2 separate regions of the Homo sapiens genome follow, and region 1 is linked to region 2. Evidence: chromatin contacts called from ENCODE Hi-C or POLR2A ChIA-PET data. All regions are on one chromosome and are shown on one strand. The core of a region is the stretch at or near the end of the contact, and the rest is flanking DNA. Distances in the headings are between cores, read along the strand shown.

The links. Hi-C counts contacts between places; a loop is a spot of excess contacts on that map. ChIA-PET counts read pairs that join two places held with the same protein, here RNA polymerase II (POLR2A). Pooled maps may share reads with other maps.
Region 1: a pooled map shows a loop between it and region 2 (3-fold over the local background). The contact joins the enhancer-like site here to the promoter of MED26 in region 2. A Hi-C loop is called at or near these places in 2 of 50 pooled maps. POLR2A ChIA-PET finds 5 or more read pairs at or near these places in 6 of 52 experiments (AG04450, GM12878, HEK293 and 3 more).

Annotation. Positions count from the first base shown.
Region 1 is chr19:16,731,692-16,738,188 of GRCh38, reverse strand. It overlaps NWD1 (NACHT and WD repeat domain containing 1), which reads right to left. Exons shown (of 19, transcript NM_001007525.5): 4 at 1,439-1,555. Among named protein-coding and RNA genes, the nearest start is that of NWD1, 15 kb to the right of the region's middle. Within about 2 kb of position 4,073, at least 19 of the 41 ENCODE cell types and tissues checked have a DNase peak (open chromatin) inside an H3K27ac peak, as active enhancers do.
Region 2 is chr19:16,625,845-16,632,353 of GRCh38, reverse strand. It overlaps MED26 (mediator complex subunit 26), which reads left to right and starts at 4,150. Exons shown (of 3, transcript NM_004831.5): 1 at 4,150-4,482. The coding sequence starts at 4,411. LOC105372296 (a long non-coding RNA gene) reads right to left here and starts at 3,922. Exons shown (of 2, transcript XR_936361.3): 1 at 3,106-3,922; 2 at 2,546-2,995. It also overlaps a transcript of SMIM7 not described here. RefSeq lists enhancers at 2,937-2,986, 3,091-4,022 and silencers at 3,537-3,616, 3,867-4,126, 4,227-4,286.

The DNA of each region.
Region 1 (6,497 bases), core at 2,824-5,323, 110 kb before region 2:
AGGCCAGATGGTCTCTGTCAGAACGACTAAACTCTGCCATTATAGCTTGAAAGCAGGGCTAAACAATGTGTAAACAAGTGGACATGGCTGTGTGCCAATAAAGCTTTACTTACAAAGACAGGCAGCAGGCCACACTTGCCTTTCAGGCTATAGCTTGTTGGCCTCTGCTCTAGAATTTCTTTTCTTTTCTTTTCTTTTCTTTTCTTTTCTTTTCTTTTCTTTTCGAGATAGAGTCTTGCTCTGTCGCCCAGGCTGGAGTACAGTGGCATGATCTCGGCTCACTGCAACCTCTGCCTCCCAGGTTCAAGCAATTCTCCTGCCTCAGCCTCCCAAGTAGCTGGGATTACAGGCACGTGCCACCATGCCCAGCTAATTTTTTAGTAGATATGGGACTTCACTATGTTGCCCAGGCTGGTCTCAATCTCCTGACTTCATGATCCACCCACCTTGGCCTCCCAAAGTGCTGGGATTACAGGTGTGAGCCACCACGCCCGGCCCCCTGCTCTAGAATTTCTAAGGAAAATGTGATCGTTCTTGGATGTATCTGGAACTCGATGTAATAAATTAGGACTCAGGCCAGCCTGGGCAACATAGCAAGACCCATCTCAAAAAAAAAAAAAAACTTAAAACTAGACCAGGTGCATTGGCTTATGCCTGTAATCCCAGAACTTTGGGAGGCCAAGGTGGGAGGATCACTTGTGCCTAGGAGTTCAAGACCAGCCTGGGCAACATAGTGAGACCCCATATTTCCAAAAAAATACTAGCCAACTGTGGCGGCACACACCTGTAGTCCCAGCTACTTGGGAGAACAAGGCAGGGAGATCAGAAGCCCAGGAGTTCAAGGCTGTAGTGAGCCATGATCTTGCCACTGCACTCTAGCCTGGGCTTTTTTGAGACTCTGTCTCAAAAAAGAAAAAGAAAAAAGACTCAGGAATATCATTCAATTTTAATAGCCAAAACCATTAATTGTGGACTGGAGATTGATTTTTTGATAGAAGGGGTGCAATTGGAAGAGAGAGGGGAGAAGTCCCCACGACCTGAAACCAGTGGGCACATGGAGGAAAAAAAATATCCCAAGACCCTGTGGGTTTCCACCTTTTCCATGGCTTTCCAGGATCCCAAAGTTCTATAGACATAAAGTGGAGGGGGTGGGGAAGGTGGGAGAAAGTCCAGATCAAATTCCAAGATTCCTTCTGGCTTCAACATTCTACTCTCCAAGCCACCTGCTGCTTCCATTTGACTGCTAATGTCTGGATCCCATTCAGCTCTGCAGAAAGAGTTCTGTGATTGATTAGTAATGTCTGCCACAGGCAGGCCATAGGGATAAGGTACGAAAGCAGAAACGGTACCTACTTCCCTCTGCTGATCAGTTTGTCTAGAAAGCAGGGGGCATATCCTGGAGGAGTAAGAGCTAACCCATTCCTCCCAAGACACTCACAACAAAAGCTGGCCCTATGGATGTTTTCCAACACCGGTCAACCTCCTCCAAGCAGAGTTCTGTGGTCAAGTGGTCAGTGGCTTCAATGTTCCGAATACCCCACCTCAGATCAACGACCTGGGAAATAGAAACACAAGTTTGTCAGAGAGGTGGCATGACAGGTGATTTGTTTTTTCAATCCCTTTTGACAAAGCAGAAAGTTTCTTTCAAAAATTTTTGACAGCCTCTTCCTGTAGGGGGATGTCTGGATTAAAAGAACTTGAACCAAATTCATAACCTCAGTATAATCATGAGAAAAATAACAGACAGACCCAGACTAGAGGGAAGGGCGTTCTTCAAGATGCCCTGCCAGTCAAAGCCAAGCATGGTGGTGGGCACCTGTAGTCCCAGCTACTCGGGAGGCTGAGGTAGGAGGATCAATTGAGCCCACAAGGCAGAGGTTGCAGTGAGCTCTTATTGTACTACTGCATGCCAGCCTGGACAGCAGAGCCAGGCTCTGTCAAAAGAAAGAGAGAGAGGAAGGTAGGAAGGAAGGAAGGAAAGAAGGAAGGAAGGAAAGAAGGAAAGAAGGAAAGAAAAAGACTGCCAAGGTCATGAGAAATAAGGTGACTGAGAAATTGACACAGACCAGAGGAGACTAGGGCAATAAGACAACGAAATGCAATGGGGTACCCTGGATGGGGTTCTTCACCAGAAAAGACTTAGATAGAAGAGCTGGCAACATTTGAATAAAGTCAGGAGGTTAACAGTCATGTACCAATGTTGATTTATCTTTTTTTTTTTTTTTGAGTTGGAGTCCTGCTATGTCACCCAGGCTAGAGTGCAGTGGCGCAATCTTGTCTCACTGGAAAATCCTTCCTTCCTTCCTTCCTTCCTTCCTTCCTCCTTCCTTCCTTCCTTCCTTCCTTCCTTCCTTCCTTCTTTCCTTCCTTCCTTCCTTCCTTCCTTCCTTCCTTCCAGTGGCATGATCTTGGCTCATTGTAAATTTTGCCTAATGGGTTCAAGCGATTCTTATGCCTCAGTCTCCTGAGTAGCTGGAACTACAGGCGCACACCACCATGCCTGGCTAATTTTTTGTATTTTTAGTAGAGATAAGGTTTCACCATATTGGCCAGGCTGGTCTCGAACTCTTGACCTCAGGTGATCCACCCACCTCGGCTTCCCAAAATGCTGGGATTACAGGCATGAGCCACTGCCCCCAGACTGATTTCTTTCTTTCTTTCTTTCTTTTTTTTTTTGGTCAGGGGGACAGAGTCTTGCTCTGTCACCCAGGCTGGAGCTTAGTGGTGCACTCTCAGCTCACCACAACCTCCGCCTCCCGAGTTCAAGCAATTCTCCTGCCTCAGCCTCCCGAGTAGCTGGGATTACAGGCGTGCACCACCACGCCTGGCTAATTTTTTTGTATCTTTATTAGAGATAAAGTTTTGCTATGTTGGCCAGGCTGGTCTCAAACTCCTGATCTCAAGTGAACTGTCTGCCTCAGCCTCCCAAAATGTTAGGATTACAGGCACGAGCTACTGCACCTGTCCTCAAAGTTCATTTCATAGTTGTAACAACATAGTTGGTTGTGCTGTGGTTAGGTAAAACGTTAGGAGACACAGAGTGTGGGGTGTATGGGAACTCCGTACTGTCCATGCGTTTCCTGTAAGCCTAAATTCCAAATTCAGAAGTTTATTTATAAACATTTAGTCGGGCACGGTGGCATGTGCCTATAATCCCAGCTACTCTGGAGGCTGAAGCATGAGGATTGCTTGAACCCAGGAGTTCAAGACCAGGTTGGGCAATGTAGCAAGACCTCATCTCTAAAAAAATAAAAATTAAGAAATAAAAAAGCAAGTTAATTAAAATAAAAAAATTAGAACAGAGGCAGGGCAAAGTGGCTTACCCCTATAATCCCAGCACTATGGGAGGCTGAGGGAGGAGGATCTCTTGAGGCCGGGAGTTTGAGACCAGCCTGAACAATATAGGGAGACATTGTGTCTACAATAAATAAATAAATAAATAAATAAATAAATAGCCAGGTGTAGTGGTGTGTGCCTGTAGTCTCAGATACTTGAGAGGCTGAGACAGGAGGATCACCTGAGCCCAGAAAGCTGCAGTGAGCTGTGATTGCATGCCTGCACTCCAGCCTGGGTGACAGAGCGACACCCTGTTGCAAGAAAAACAGAAAAAGAAAAAAGAAAAAAAAAAAGAAAGAAAATCTTTTTTTTTTTTTTGAGATGGAGTCTTGCTCTATCACCCAGGCTGGAGTGCAGTGGCGCAATCTTGGCTCACTGCAAGCTCCGCCTCCCGGGTTCACGCCATTCTCCTGCCTCAGCCTCCGGAGTAGCTGGGACTACATGCCCGGCTAATTTTTTGCATTTTTTAGTAGAGATGGGGTTTCACCGTGTTAGCCAGGATGGTCTCAATCTCCTGACCTCGTGATCTGCCTGTCTCGGCCTCCCAGAGTGCTGGGATTACAGGCATGAGCCACCTCGCCCTGACAGAAAAGCTTTTTTAAAAAAGGAACTTGGCCATTTTCAAACTGTTGCTTTGAAAGCAAGGACGTGTCCACACTTGTTCACAAAGCTTTCCTTGCAAAGGAGGGTGTTTAGTTTGGCCAGCACTGGACGTACCAAGGTCTCCTTGGCAACCGCACGCTTGCAGTTCATTTGTGCCTGCTCGCCATGGGGAGGCTGGGCAGAACAGCTCAGTTCAGGTAGGCAAAGCTGACCCTGTGGAAGGCTGGGGTGACAGGGAGACAAAGACAACTCGGAACAGTCCCTGCCTCCCTGAATTCTTTAGCACCGAGAGAAAGACACATAGATTCTTAAGACAAGTGGTGAGAGGCCAGCAGTACTCAATGTGACTGGAGGAAGAAAGGGGGAGGAACAATGAGTTAGAGGAGCAGGAAAGGAAAAGGGGTCAGGAGCCAGCCTCTGGAAGGAGCTTGTGCTTCTGGAGGGACCGCCGTCTCCCGATGTGCGTGTGGAGGATGTTGACAGCATCCGCGTCAGAGGACGGGCATGGGCATTAAACAGAAAAGCTTGACCATTTCATCAGCTCTCAGTGCTGATGCTTCCATAGTGCCTTTGACATTGAACTATGTCTCATGATCAATGGTGGGCAGAGTGGAATTTCCAGCACTGCTTCTTTCTTAGTAATAAATATACAAACCATAACGATCATGCATCTTTTTCCTTTTCTTTTCTTTTTTACCCAAAGAGCCACTTGATTTTTTTTTTTTTTTTGAGACAGAATCTCATTCTGTTGCCTAGGCTGGAGTGCAGTGGCGTTATCTCGGCTCACTGCAACCACCACCTCCCAGGTTCAAGCAATTCTCCTGCCCCAGCCTCCCGAGTAGCTGGGATTACAGGTGCGTGTCACCACATCTGGGTAATTTTTGTATTTTTAGTAGAGAGGGGGTTTCACCATGTTGGCCAGGCTGGTCTCGAACTCCTGGCCTCAGGTGATCTACCCGCCTTGGCCTCCCAAAGTGCTGGGATTACAGGCATGAGCCACTTCGCCCGGCCCAGATTTTTTTTTTTTTAAAGACAGCATCCCAATCTGGCACCCAGGCTAGAGTGCAGTGGCTCCATCACAGCTCACTGCAGCCTCAAACTCCTGGGTTCAAGTGATCCTCCCACCTCAGCCTCCCCAGTAGCTGGGACTACAGGTGGGCGTCACCACACCCAGCTCATTTTTTTAATTTTATAGAGACGGGATCTTGTTATATTACCCAGACCGGTATCAAACTCCTGGCCTCCAGCAATCCTCCTGCCTTGGCCTCCCAAAGCACTGGGAATACAGGTGTTAGCCACTGTGCCCGGCCTCATCTTTTAACCAAATGGGACTTTGGTGCAATGAATCATTCTCATAAGCAGCAAGGAGGCAGCCCTCAAGTTAAGCTGAGACTCCAAAGATGTTCATCAGTTTCCACAGGGAAATGTGCAGGCAGAAACATCCCCGGTTAGCCAGGGATAGCGCTGCATGTCTGTAGTTTCAGCTCCTCAGAAGGCTGAGACAGGAGGATCCCTTGAGCCCAGAAGCTCAAGGTTGCAGTGAGCTGTGAGATCACACCACTGCACTTTTTCACTTTTTCTTTTTTTTTTTTTTTGAGATGAAGTCTTGCTCTGTCATCCACTGGACCTCATCTGAAAAAAAAAAAAAAATTCCCTAGCCAGGGATTGGTACAAGGAGACAGCATTAGGGGCTCCTACTGTTTTGGGACTGTGCCAAACAGGTACACCATCAGCGTTCTAGAAAAAGGCATGTCCAACCTCCATGCCCATCCCCCATATCGCAAAGCCCTCTTATACTCCTCCTGAAGCCCAGTACGAAGAGGGCCAGGAAGCTCTGAAGGCAAGACAAAAACAGCAGCAACAACAACAGACAGTTAAATGACATGTCCAAGGTCACACTGCAAGGGACACAGCGATGAATCTGTGTTCAAAAGCATTCACTCCTACTCACTTTTCTACACCACCTGCCATGCTAACCAAGCACGGTGCACATGGCTGTAACCCCTCCATCTGCCTTTTTTTTTTTTTTTTTTGAGACGGAGTCTCACTCTGTCACCCAGGCTGGAGTACAGTGGCTTGATCTCAGCTCACTGCAATCTCTGCTTCCCAAGTTCTGGCGATTCTCCTGCCTCAGCCTCCTGAGTAGCTGGGACTACAGGCATGAGCCACCACGCCCGGCTAATTTTTATATTTTTAGTAGAGACAGAGTTTCATCATGTTGCCTAGGCTAGTCTCGAGTTTCTGACCTCAAGCGATCTGCCCGCCTTTGCCTCCCAAAGTGCTGGGATTACAGGTGTCAGCCACCGCGCCCAGTCCCACCTGCCTTTTTATAGTCCCAAGGATTTTTATCTCCAGGGCCAGATCTCCAGGACCAACTACAGAATCTACGGGGCTCGGTGCAAAAAGAACATGTGGGACCTTTGTTTAAAAATCACTGTGAATTTTAAAACTCAACAGTAAAGCATTAAAAGAGTATGGATAGAGGGGCGTGGTGGCGGGCACCTGTAATCCCAGCTACTCAGGAGGCTGAGGCGAGAGAATCGCTTGAACCCTGGAGG
Region 2 (6,509 bases), core at 2,901-5,400:
CTTCTACCTATCTTTGACATGTCAAGGTTAGTCAAAACCAATTTAAATTGGTTTCACTTTTAGAGTAAACAAGACTTAGTGCAAAGCCAAGCAGAACTATGAAACTCATCTCTAGGTACTTCTGAGATAACTGATAGGGTTGAATGAGTTCATATATGAGAAAGGGTTTTAAAAATTTCTGCCAGCGGCCGGGTGTGGTGGCTCATGCCTGTAATCCCAGCACTTTGGGAGGCCAAGGCAGGCGGATCATGAAGTCAGGAGTTTGAGACCATCCTGGCCAACATGGTGAAACCCTGTCTCTACTAAAAATACAAAAATTAGCTGGGTGTGGTGGCACCCGCCTGTAGTCCCAGCTACTCGGGAGGCTGAGGCAGGAGAATCGCTTGAACCTGAAAGGCGGAGATTGCAGTGAGCCAAGATCACGCCACTGCACTCCAGACTGGCAACAGAGTGAGACTCTCTCGAAAAAAAAAAAAAAAAAATTCCACCCGCCTGTTAAAGCAAACATAGGGGTCAAAGGAGGGTGGTTGTTTTTGTCACACTGGCTTTTTCTGTTAATCCCTGGAGCCCTCACATCCCTTATTAGGGTAAGTTTAGTAACCCTGTGCTTTAAATGGCCTGTCTCTCAGGGGCTTGCTTCTGACATGTCTGATGAGCGCATTCCTGCTGTTGCTCCTGGCTATTACAAGGTGTCGCTGTGGAAGACTATTCCTGTACAGCTGTGTGAACCTGCCTCGTCACGGCTTCCTCTGCAGTGCTCTTGAATATCCCGGTTCCTGCTTAGGCCACAGCAGTGAGTCCAGGGAGAAGCATCCTTCTACTCCCTCACTGTCCAGGTTGGCTGAAGATGCTCTGCACTTGACCTCCTGACACTAACTTCCTTGCCTTTTCCCATGGCAAGAGCAAGTCATGGACTCTGAACTACTTCCTCTCCCTTTTTTCTATTTATTTTATTTTATTTTATATTTGTGATGGAGTCTCGCTCTGTCACCCAGGCTGGAGTGTGGTGGTGTGATCTTGGCTCACTGCAACCTCTGCCTCCCAGGTTCATGCAATTCTCCTGCCTCTACCTCCCAAGTAGCTGGGAATACAGGTGCCCACCACCATGCCCGGCTAATTTTTGTATTCTTAGTAGAGGTGGGGTTTCACCATGTTGGCCAGGCTGGTCTCTTAACTCCTTACCTCAAATGATCCACCCACCTCGGCCTCCCAAAGTGCTGGGATTATAGATGTGAGCCACTGCACCCAGCCCTTCCTCTCCCTTTCTCTTTGGGGTTCCCTTCACAAACAGGTGAGGCAGCTTTTTCAAGGGCATTCCAAGCACAAAAGACCTTGTTGTACCTAAATACTATAAGGGACCTGTCATTGAGGACGAACCATCACAGCAAGAGGAATTATCTCGTGCCGCATCTTCGCATAACTGACAGGATCCCTGGCAAGGATGTCTCAATGCAGAAAGTTGGCTAAGTGAACTGCAGTATCTACCCTGGACCTAAAAGAACTTGCTAATGTTTTCAAGACTACAATTCAGAGGCTGTCTGATTTAATCTTTGCATTTACAAAAACACCCTTTTACGTACATTAAATGTGGAATAAAACTAAATATCCGTGTGTGTGTTGTGTATCCTGGTGTATATAGTATTATATTTTATGAAGTATTTCATTCATTCCAGAAATAGCTCTCCAGACCCATGGTGTACCAGATCTGTAGAAACTGAAATGCATTCATATGTCTGGGGGTGTGTGTAACGCTACCGTGTATTTGATGAAACTTTTCATTGACTTACTCCACAGATACTATTTTTCTATCTACTGGGGATACCAAAAAGAGCCAGTGCCCTTGAGGAACCAAGTCATGTCAGTGCTTCTTAGTTTTTAAAAAGTGGGTAAGTTGAGTACTTTCCAGATGTTTGTTTATTTTTCAAGACAGTCTTGCTCTGTCACCCAGGTTGGAGTACAGTGGCGTGATCTCAGCTCACTGCAGCCTCTGCCTTCTGGGTTCAAACAATTCTCGTGCCTCAGCCTTCTGAGTAGCTGGGATTACAGGTGTGTGCCACCATGCCCGGCTAATTTTTGTTTTTTCAGTAGAGAAGGGGTTTCACTATTTTGGCCACGCAGGTCTCGAACTCCTGACCGCAAGTGATCTGCCCACCTCGGCTTCCCAAAGTGCTGGGATTACAGGCATGAGCTACCAGGCATGAGCCACCGTGGCTGGCCCCACATTTTGTTTGAGACAGAGTCTGTTGCCCAGGCTGGAGTGCAGTGGTGTGATCTTGGCTCACTGCAACCTCCGCCTCCCGGGTTCAAGCAATTCTTCTGCCTCAGCCCCCTCTAGTAGCCAGGATTACAAGTGCGCGCCAGCATGCCCGGCTAATTTTTGTATTTTTAGTAGAGATGGGGTTTCACCATGTTGGCCAGGCTAGTCTCGAACTCCTGAGCTCAAGTGATCGCCCACCTCCGCCTGCTGAAGTGCTGGGATTACAGGCTTGAGCCACCACGTCCGGCCCAAATGTTTCTTAAAATAACCTGACCCATGCAAAATAAATTGCCTCCTATGTAATACTTTATTAAAAAAAAAAAAAGATACTGTACATCCGAGTTAGAAATTAAGAGAGAGGCAAGACCAGAATATGCCTGAGGAAGGCTTTGCTTATTTTGCTTATCAGAAATGAGAGAATTATCTCCGAATGGGCCAGTTTCCAACTTGGACCATGTACACCATGTACACAATGCACCGCATTCTGGGAGGGGCGAGGTTGGGAGCAGTAAATGACAAGTGTTTTGCCCGTGTTTCTTTTCTCCTCCAAGTGTGATGTAAAACTTTTCACATGTGCAGAAGCACGCAACCATAGCCACGTGCAGAAGCAGCCGTTTTTGCAAATGAAAATATTTCCCAGAAGCACAACAAATACAAGACTAACAGGTGTCGGGCAGCTCCAAGGCACACATGTGGTTCTCATCAGCTGTCTTCCTCCTGTTTTAAATCTAGGTCTTCCTGTAACAGTGGGAAAAAAAAGATTTCTCCCGAGGCCGCCGAGCTTGCCTTTCCATCCCGTCTCACAAGAGCATTTCCAACAGAGCTCCCAGAGAGAGGGGAGCAATTACCAAGGCAATAAACAGGGTGGAGGGAGGAGGGGCGCCCTTAAACTTGACATCTGCGGTTCTGGGCTTAACCCCGAAGTCTAGGTGACCTTGGGCCTCCGTTTCCTCCTCTGTGACGTGTTTGGTTAAGAGAATGAGCATCTCAGTTTTACAGAATCTCAAGGCAGAGGCGGGTAGAAGGGTCTTTCAATCACGGGGTTCTCTGCCGGTGGGGGGGCGGGGGGACTGTGCCCCCACAAGGGACGGCGGCAATGACTGCAGATTGGGGGAGGGGGCGCTTCGGAGGCCAGAGATGCCGCTCAACTTCCGACAGATCGGGGGACCCGCCCCGAAGACAGAGCGATCCCGCCCAAATGCCAGTGGTGCCGAGGTGGAGAAGCCGCCGCGTAGACGCAGATTTGCAACCTCCGGCTTTCCCAGCTACGGCGGGCGGCTTCTGCCAGAGGCGCTTTGCCGCCTCACGTTTTCGCGATCGGGGTCGCGCGTGGCGGTGCAGACCCCCGCCCTGCCACCACACCCATTCCCACACCCTCTGAGGGGCGGGGGGGCCGCGGCGACACCCCCGGACTCCGATGACCCTTCTGCGCGCAGAATCACAACGTGGACGTCTGGTTCCCTCGCCCTCACAAAAAACTCGGCAGCTGCTCAGCCTGCGACTCCCGTCCCCCAGTCACGCGCCGGGAAGGCTCTCCCAGAGGAAGGATTTTCCCGCCGCCCTCCCCGCCCCGAGGTAGCCGCTGCGAGCGTCCGGGTTCAAGGACTCTTTGCGCGCGCGCTTCCGTCAGAAAGCCCCGCCCCGTGACCTGGACGGGGGCCGTTGCCCCGCCCAACCTCCTCCCAACGGCTGCCTAGGCCGGGCGGCTGGGCGGGGCGTCACGGGCGGACGAGTGCGCCTGCGCGCGCTTGCGCGGAGGCGCGGGGCGTGGCACACGGGCAGCCCCGCCCAGGCCTGGCGTCTCCGCCCGCCCCATCTCCCAACCTCCTCAGCGTGGCGCCGACGCTGCGTGCGGCGCGGACTACCCAGAGTACTCCGCGCGGGGGCAGCTCACTGGAGTTTGGTTCTCGAGGCGGCGGCAGCGAGCGGCGGCGGCTCCGGCGGCTCCTCCTCCTCCTTTGGTGGCGGCGGCGGCCCGGGACCGAGACCCGGCCCCGGCTCCCCTCTCCGCCACCCCGCGCGCCCCCAACCCCCCGGCGCCGCGGGGAACATGCGGCTCCGGCTCCCGGAGGCCGGCGAGTGAGTGACCCCCGTCCCCCGCCTCAGCCCGCCCGCCCGCTGGCCCGGCCGCAACCCCCCGCCTCGCCCAGGCAATGACAGCGGCTCCGGCGTCTCCGCAGCAGATCAGGGACCGGCTGCTGCAGGCCATCGACCCCCAGAGCAACGTAAGTACCCGCCGCGCGAGCTGGGACGGAGGCCGCATGGGCCCGGGACCCTCCCCCTCTCCTGTACCCCTCGCCCACCGGGCTTCGGGGGACCCGTCTGGCGCCCACCTCCCCTCGAGGGCCGCTGCCATCCCTGCCTCTCGCTTCTCGGGCCCGGGCCGGGGGCAGGTCGGGCAGCCCGGCAGCGCTCGGTACGTGAGGCCGAGGCTTCCGTGCGGCCTGGGCGGAGGAAGCAGACGGGGGAGCTGAGGCTAGAGTTTTTCCTCCCTTTCTGCTCCAGCTCTACGACCCTCACTGCTCTGGACGAAGCTTCTCTGCCTCGCCCTCCCTCCGGGACCCGAGACCCCCGGGAAGCCCTCCCGGAGCGGGAAGGGGAGGGAGAAGGGCTGTGAAGCAACTGGTGTCCGGGGTATGACTCGGGGAACCTATGTCTCCCATGTCTTGGCCTCCTGGGTGATCAGGGAAGTCCTTCTTCCCCCTCCTCTCGGCTGGCAGCACCTTCCTGGCTTCGGAGAGAACCCCCAGTCTGTTTTGCCCCTGGCCGGGTACCTAGGGTACGTGGAGAGTCTGTCTCCCTTCTGTGACTAGACACGCCTTTGCCAAAACCCTCTTGGGGTCGCTGCCGACGATAGATGATCTCGGGGAGGGTGGGATCCTTCCTGTTGCCTTTCTGGGCCTCAGTACCCATTGCGTCTCTGACCAAGCCAGAGCTCCATTTTTTAGGTAGTGAATTAAAGAGGACTTTTCTCTCCCGTTTACCCAAGAGCTCTGTTTCAGTAGGCTCTTTCCCTCACCTGGGGGTCTCAGCCTGGTGGTTTTTGACCCAGACTGTCGGGGTTAACTCCAGAGTGTCGCTTCCTCGGGTGCCCCTTTGCTGAGGCTACTGTTTGCGGAGGGACCGCCCCCTCCCCTTCCGTGTGTGTGTGTGTGTTGTTGCGGGGGTGGGGGGGTGGGGGGGAAGACTGATCTATTCTCATATTTTCTCCAAGAGTTTCTTGGCAGTAGGGGTCATTCTTCCCGCGGCAGGAGCAGGGCGGTAGGAAGATGCAGTAGCATCCAGGTATGAGGGGAGGCCCTGCTTCCCAGGAAGTGGCCATTGAGATCACTTTTTAATGTGCTGTGAATGGAAGAAAAATATCATCTTTGGCTTGGCCAGGTAACTCAGGTTTCTCTCACCGTAGGGGTTTTTGCTTTCATTTTTACATGAGCTTGGCTGATTACTCTTAGCAATATGCTTCACTCTGATGATGTTTTGGGAATAATTCACATTGGCTTATACAATTTTTGGTTAAGACTGAAGGGTTATGAGTTTTTTCGAAGGCTCTGGTTGCTGTGATATAAGTACTTCTCTTATCCCTGGTATTCAGGTCCCATTAACATTGACTTGATGGTAATTGTCTTTAACAAATGTTATATTGTACATTTTTGTTATGACTTTGGGGGTGGAGTGGGCACAAGCTATATAAAACCTTCTAGAATGTCCTTTTTGCAGTAACTGGTGTCACTGCAATTTTAAGACTGAAATATTAGAGGATAAAACTAGTGACATGAAAAAAATAGCCTTGGTGACTTGTGCATCTTTTGTGGAGCCGGAAGGTAATTTTTTTAATTTCACGCACTCGCTTTCCTTCTGGAGAGTCTGAGAGGTTGCTGAGATATTAGCACTGATCCTTAATGCCACCTCAGAGAGCTTTGGGATCAGGCGGCACTTTGACAGGCGATCACAGTGTTGTAGATTAGGTCACTCCAGTGACCTCACAGTTTCCAGTATTGTATAGGGTTCTAATCTAAAGGGTTCCTTGAGGCAGAAGAAAGGAGGATGGAACAAATCTTAGTTTTGTGTGTCTTAGCACATGCAGAAATGCTATATAGGTCCCTGGTTATGTTAGCTGGCATGGAATTTGCATTTCATACCGCTTATTTTCAGGGACTTTAGTGATGATCTTGGGCAGAGTCCTACTAACATGGGGTGGATGGATTTGGGAAGTTATCTTCTTGACTATGAACAATGAGGAAAGTGCCTCCTT